Regions from separate parts of the Homo sapiens genome. Here region 2 is linked to region 1. A link is a loop called in an ENCODE intact Hi-C map of the cell type or tissue named here. Cell type or tissue: breast epithelium. All regions are shown on one strand. Links, peaks and the distances in the headings refer to the core of each region. The heading gives the core; the rest is flanking DNA. Region 1 overlaps ADAM12 (ADAM metallopeptidase domain 12). Region 2 overlaps ADAM12 (ADAM metallopeptidase domain 12).

Evidence for each region. Peaks named below come from ENCODE experiments on the same cell type or tissue, not always from the same donor. Only the 100,000 strongest peaks of a DNase experiment are listed, where the experiment ranks them.
Region 2: it touches region 1 in a loop (10-fold over the local background); 1 of 110 quality-filtered maps calls a loop at or near these places.

What each region holds. Positions count from the first base shown.
Region 1 is chr10:126,056,169-126,058,979 of GRCh38, forward strand. The region is part of intron 14 of ADAM12 (ADAM metallopeptidase domain 12); the gene reads right to left. Among named protein-coding and RNA genes, the nearest start is that of FANK1-AS1, 84 kb to the left of the region's middle. In breast epithelium, for the core only: no CTCF peak of the experiment used is centred there; no DNase peak of the experiment used is centred there.
Region 2 is chr10:126,221,333-126,224,143 of GRCh38, forward strand. The region is part of intron 3 of ADAM12 (ADAM metallopeptidase domain 12); the gene reads right to left. Among named protein-coding and RNA genes, the nearest start is that of ADAM12, 170 kb to the right of the region's middle. In breast epithelium, for the core only: no CTCF peak of the experiment used is centred there; no DNase peak of the experiment used is centred there; H3K27ac peaks cover 2,264 bases.

The DNA.
Region 1 (2,811 bases), core at 126-2,625:
TTCTAAGAGTTTCATTCATTTGAGCTTTCACCCAAAACATGAGGGAGTGAGGGATGCCATATCATACTTTACCACTGAAATATGGCCAGGAAGTGATGTCCCTGAGGCACAGCAATGATAGGGCTCACTGCCACATGGCAAAGAAAAGGGGCATTTGCAGGAGAGGCAGGCTATGATTTCATCAGCCATGTAAACACGGGGATAGGACAGATGCATTTCTCTATGGAATCAAAGGCCCGAATGCATACTCCAGCCCCTGTCATCTACTTTGTTCATTCTCTTCCCTGGAGAATGAAGAAAAGTGGCTAACTCACGGGTAGCCCCAATAGATACGATCTTTTGCTTCCTTTTATCAGTCCTCTGAAACTGCTGCTGCTTTAATTTGGTAGTGGTGGTGAGGGTTTGCAAGGAAGGTGGGAGGAAGATGGAGCAGAGCCCTGTTTACAATGCTTACTCTTGAGTGTGATATTCCCCTTCCTGTGTCCATGTGATCTCATTGTTCAATTCCCACCTATGAGTGAGAATATGCGGTGTTTGGTTTTTTGTTCTTGCGATAGTTTACTGAGAATGATGGTTTCCAATTTCATCCATGTCCCTACAAAGGACATGAACTCATCATTTTTTATGGCTGCATAGTATTCCATGGTGTATATGTGCCACATTTTCTTAATCCAGTCTATCATTGTTGGACATTTGGGTTGGTTCCAAGTCTTTGCTATTGTGAATAGTGCCGCAATAAACATACGTGTGCATGTGTCTTTATAGCAGCATGATTTATAGTCCTTTGGGTATATACCCAGTAATGGGATGGCTGGGTCAAATGGTATTTCTAGTTCTAGATCCCTGAGGAATCGCCACACTGACTTCCACAATGGTTGAACTAGTTTACAGTCCCACCAACAGTGTAAAAGTGTTCCTATTTCTCCACATCCTCTCCAGCACCTGTTGTTTCCTGACTTTTTAATGATTGCCATTCTAACTGGTGTGAGATGATATCTCATAGTGGTTTTGATTTGCATTTCTCTGATGGCCAGTGATGATGAGCCCGGGGTCGGGGGAGGGGGGAGGGATAGCATTGGGAGATATACCTAATGCTAGATGACACGTTAGTGGGTGCAGCGCACCAGCATGGCACATGTATACATATGTAACTAACCTGCACAATGTGCACATGTTCCCTAAAACTTAGAGTATAATAAAAAAAAAATTAAAAAACAAAAAAACAAAAAAACAAAAAAAAAAAACAATGCTTACTCTTATCCAGTTGGCCAGGGTGCCTTACCCTGGAGTCTCCAGGCTGTAATGAGAAATCTCCCATGAGGAACACGGATGTTTAAAGGCTAAGGGGTTTCAAATGAACCAAACTTCTAAGGACGCAGCGGCCGGAACTTGGTCCTGTTTGCAACACGCCCCTGCTGCCCCAAACTCCAATGTTAGGTTGTAGGATGGTACCATGGTGGGCTCTGGGCCACTTCCTGGGGCCAGGGAGCTGCCAGCTAGTGGTCGCCAGAGTGATTCAGCACAACTCCTTCCAGAACCACACACTGGCCACACCCCTCCAGGGTGAAATCTACCTGTGTGGTAGGAGGTTGCTCTGGGAGCTTGGAGCAGCAACAGCACTTTGTGAAAACGGACTGTGGGGTAGGAGACACAGGGTTATTGTTTTGTTGAACACCTCTCCCATATCCCTTCTTCTAGGAACGAGAACATTTTCCCCATGGGAAATCCATTTTTTATAGTTAATTGGAGCTAACTTTCCTATCTAATGGCAGAGGTATGCACATAAGATTGAATCAGAGAGGTCCATCCCACAGGTTATATGATCGGGTCAATGCTGGGCACATGACCGAAGCCAGGGGAGTCAGTGTCTTCCTTGGAACTCGATGCCTGAGCCAGCTGGATCAGGGTCCAGGGCTCCCGTGTCCTTCAGGGCTCTCCTCTGCCCCCAGCTTTGCCATGGAGGCAGGGATTGGCCCTCCTTTCCCTCCTCCCAAGGTTGTCTTCCTCTTGTATTTACCACACTTGCTTTTGCCTCCTGAGAGGCCCCAGGGCTCCTACCTGTGGGCAGGGATGCTGCCTCGGGCCAGCGCATAGCAGATGTGTTCCAAGAACGAATGAGTGAAAAGCCATTTGGGGAAAGCACATCATGTCTCCAGTGCCCTTCCCGGAGGAAGTCAACTGTGGTTCTGCAAACACAGCAGCCTGGGTAAATGAACGCTGTCTGCTGGTTTATCTTTTCTATGTCTCTGGATTTCCACTTATTCATTGACATCAAATGAAGTATTACTGTGGGATCTTATGTAAGGTCATAAAAAGACAGACGTTTTACTTCCTGGAAAGGTAAATTGTTATTCCCTCAAAGTTAAGGAAGAAAACTTATAAGCAGGGAAACCAAAGGGGGCTGAGTGCTGACCTTGGGAGCAGATGCAGCTCCAGCACTGAAAGAAAACATCATTAAAGGAAAGAGGCTCAAAGGCACGGAGCCCGCAGACAACTCTCTGCGCGCCCTGCCTGTCCAGAACCTGCTGATCCCGGTCAGGATAGCGGAGGAGGGGCCAACAGAGTGCTTCCCGTGGCTTTTGTGCGTTAGCTGCCATCTGGCATTTATCTTAGAGACAGAGTGGTCAATAATTTAAAAAGTGCAAATGACTTCTATCCACTTGTAAGATGTTACAAAGGCAGAGATTTGGTTCAAAGTTGCTGCATTAAAAAATGTCTGTCTTCATGAAGACAAGCGATTTCACATCTCTTAGAAAGAATGACAATGGTTTTCTTATCACTACCATATTACATCAATGTAGAGCCTTTGAG
Region 2 (2,811 bases), core at 73-2,572, 170 kb after region 1:
TGAGCTGAGATTGTGTCACTGGACTCCAGCCTGGGCAACAGAGCAAGACTCTGTCTCAAAAAAAAAAAAAAAAAAGAAAGAAAGAAAGAAAGAGAAGAAAAAGAAAAAGAGGCAAAGTACTGTTGACATTTGGATGTAACATGCATACAAAAGATAAACTAACAATTATTATTCTCAGGTTATTGACTTGTGGGTGATTTTAACATAGCGAGCTTCTACTTTTTTTATATTATAACATGTGGACAAGGTTAAAATGCTTAAAAATCTCTTCACCATCTGTCTTCTCTCTCACTTAAGGAATAGGAATTTGGCCAGCAAGTTGCTACTCATTCATTGTTCGCATCCAACACCGAGGAGACAGAGGTGCTGAAATCTGTCACAGGGGGCAAGAAGCAGGTCTGAAATTCAAAGGAGCTGGAATCCTCCTTCTCCCAGGAGATTAGATCCTTCTCATTCTCCCCAAAGAATGACAGGGCTGAACCAGGTGCTACGAAACTCTACTATGTTAAAAGAGTAACCAAAGCTGTCACTCATTAAACGTGCCCAATGGTGGCATCTTGAGGCCAATGCTTCCCTCTAAACCACCAAACTGTCATAGACCCTCAGAACCAGAGTGCCAGGTTAGGTCACAAGAAGTCATCTTGTTCTAGACCACCCACTGGCTGTCCATCAGAAGTCCCCCTCTCCAGATGGCTGTCTCCTGAGGTCCTCAGCAGCTGAGTTTGGCCCACTTTGAACTATGATGCTACCTACACGTCACACGTGAACATAGGCATTACACGGAACCATGGGCACCGTTCTTCTCTGGAAGGTACTCAGTTACAGGGACTGCTCATAGGTGGCTAGCCTTTAGGATTACTGATGGCATATTCTGGGTTTCTGCATAAAGCTTTTGTTTGCAGAGAGGACGCTGGGTTAGAACATTTATTTCTATAAAAAAAAAGCACCTCATTCAGGGCAATTCGCCTTTGAGGTCTCACGTGAAATTGAATTGGCAGGTTCATAAAGCATGGTGCCATTCCTCACTGTGTATCTTTGGGAAAATCTGTTAGCCTCTCTGTGAGTCAGTTTTCTCATCTGAAAAACAGGGACAAGTCTCACTTATCCCACGGGGTGGTTGGAGGAAGAGCCCGGCACAGTCTCTGACTCCCAGTGAGTGCTCGGCATACCAGATATCATCTCTTCTTGCAAAGTGGCATCCCTGGCTTCCTGGTGGCCCCAGAACCGAGCACGCCAGCTGGTATACAACAGACTCACTGGGGGTCCTTTGGTGGCTCTGATCAGCATGCTGATCCAGAGAGTTGCCTAAAGCTTCCATTTGGGGCTCTCATCCTGCGTTTCCGGGGTGTTTTCTAACCGTAAAGAAGACAGGCATCATGGTACTGATTTCAATTTTCAGGAATAGTTGGTGATAGCAGAGGCTGCTGAGAATCTGCAATTTCACACTTTTATAGATCCAGAGTCAGTAGATAAAAAGCATCTAGTCTTCCTGGCTCCATATACTCTCTCATCCCAAGCTGCTTTCTGACTCTCCTTAGAGATCTCAGCCTTTATCCAATGCGTAGTCCAATTTCTTGGGAAATTAGACTTGCAATAGAAAATTTTCCATTGTTTCACACAGGGCCAAGGGAAAAAAGCCTATGTCAGCTGATTCATCATACTTACTAATTGTTCCTGCGTTCTTTGGAGATTTAGAAAGCACAGCTCTGCCAAATCTACTGAAAATGCTTTATTCAAACATGAAAAATAGTCTTCATTTTGCCTATCGTTTTTCCTATCAATTTATAGCCTGTAAGTTTTCACAAGTCCTTCTACTTAGGATACAATTTGGGGGAAGACTTTTGCTTATAATAAGCACAATTCTAAATAAACTTGTGTTATTCAATCTAGTTGTTTTTGCTTCCTTAATAAGTCTAAAGTATAATGCTCTGACATAGATTCGAAGTTGATTTCAAAGAAGTATTTCTCATATTTCAGCTTCTGCCTGTCACATTCTTCTGCTCCCTCAAATCAGCTGAGGTTCTAAGCACCAAGGAGATGAACACTATTTGTGGATGGGAGCCATTTCTCCAAGGAAATGATTCTGCTGTCTGCCTTTGCCATACATAACACACACAATAAAATGAAGAACAACCTTCTATTTTGAATGCCCTTGAATGCTTGAGCTGAGAGCCTAATAGGCATCTATATAAAATTTTTAAAAGGCCACCACTCAAAATTGAGAAGGAATTATAAGCAAGCAATGTTAGGAGAACATCCTCAGCAGCACCTCCCAGCACATGCCTCTATAGTACGAGAAGAGCAGCCCGCGTGGCCCTTCCTCACCACTTCATGGTGTAGGACGTGGGCCGATGCCAGGCTCAGGGACAGACACATGCAGGACAGAAGCACTGTGGCATGAAAGAAAATTCTCCACGGTCTTTGGTCACAATTACTGAGCCTCAGCAGCAACACTCCAGTTGCCAGAGGGAGGGGAAAGCTGTGCATTGGGCATGAGTGCTTTCATGCCTGGACCTGTGCTTTATGTGAGGCCAATGCTGGTACTACACCAGCTAGAGCCATCCCAGCATCCCTGGGGGTTCGTGCCCAGACTTATAGATGAGGAAACTGCTACCTAAGAGATGCTGGATGACTGACCAGGATAGTACGGCCCATAAAACGTGGGACTTGGATTTGAACCCGGCACTGTCCTCTCAGAGTGGAACTCATGACCCCCACCAGCTAAGGCTGTGGGGCTCCAGACATCTGGACTCCTGGGGAGGGGGCCTGGGGAGAGATGCGGGAAAGGCAGCTTCCAGGTGGGTCTCTGGT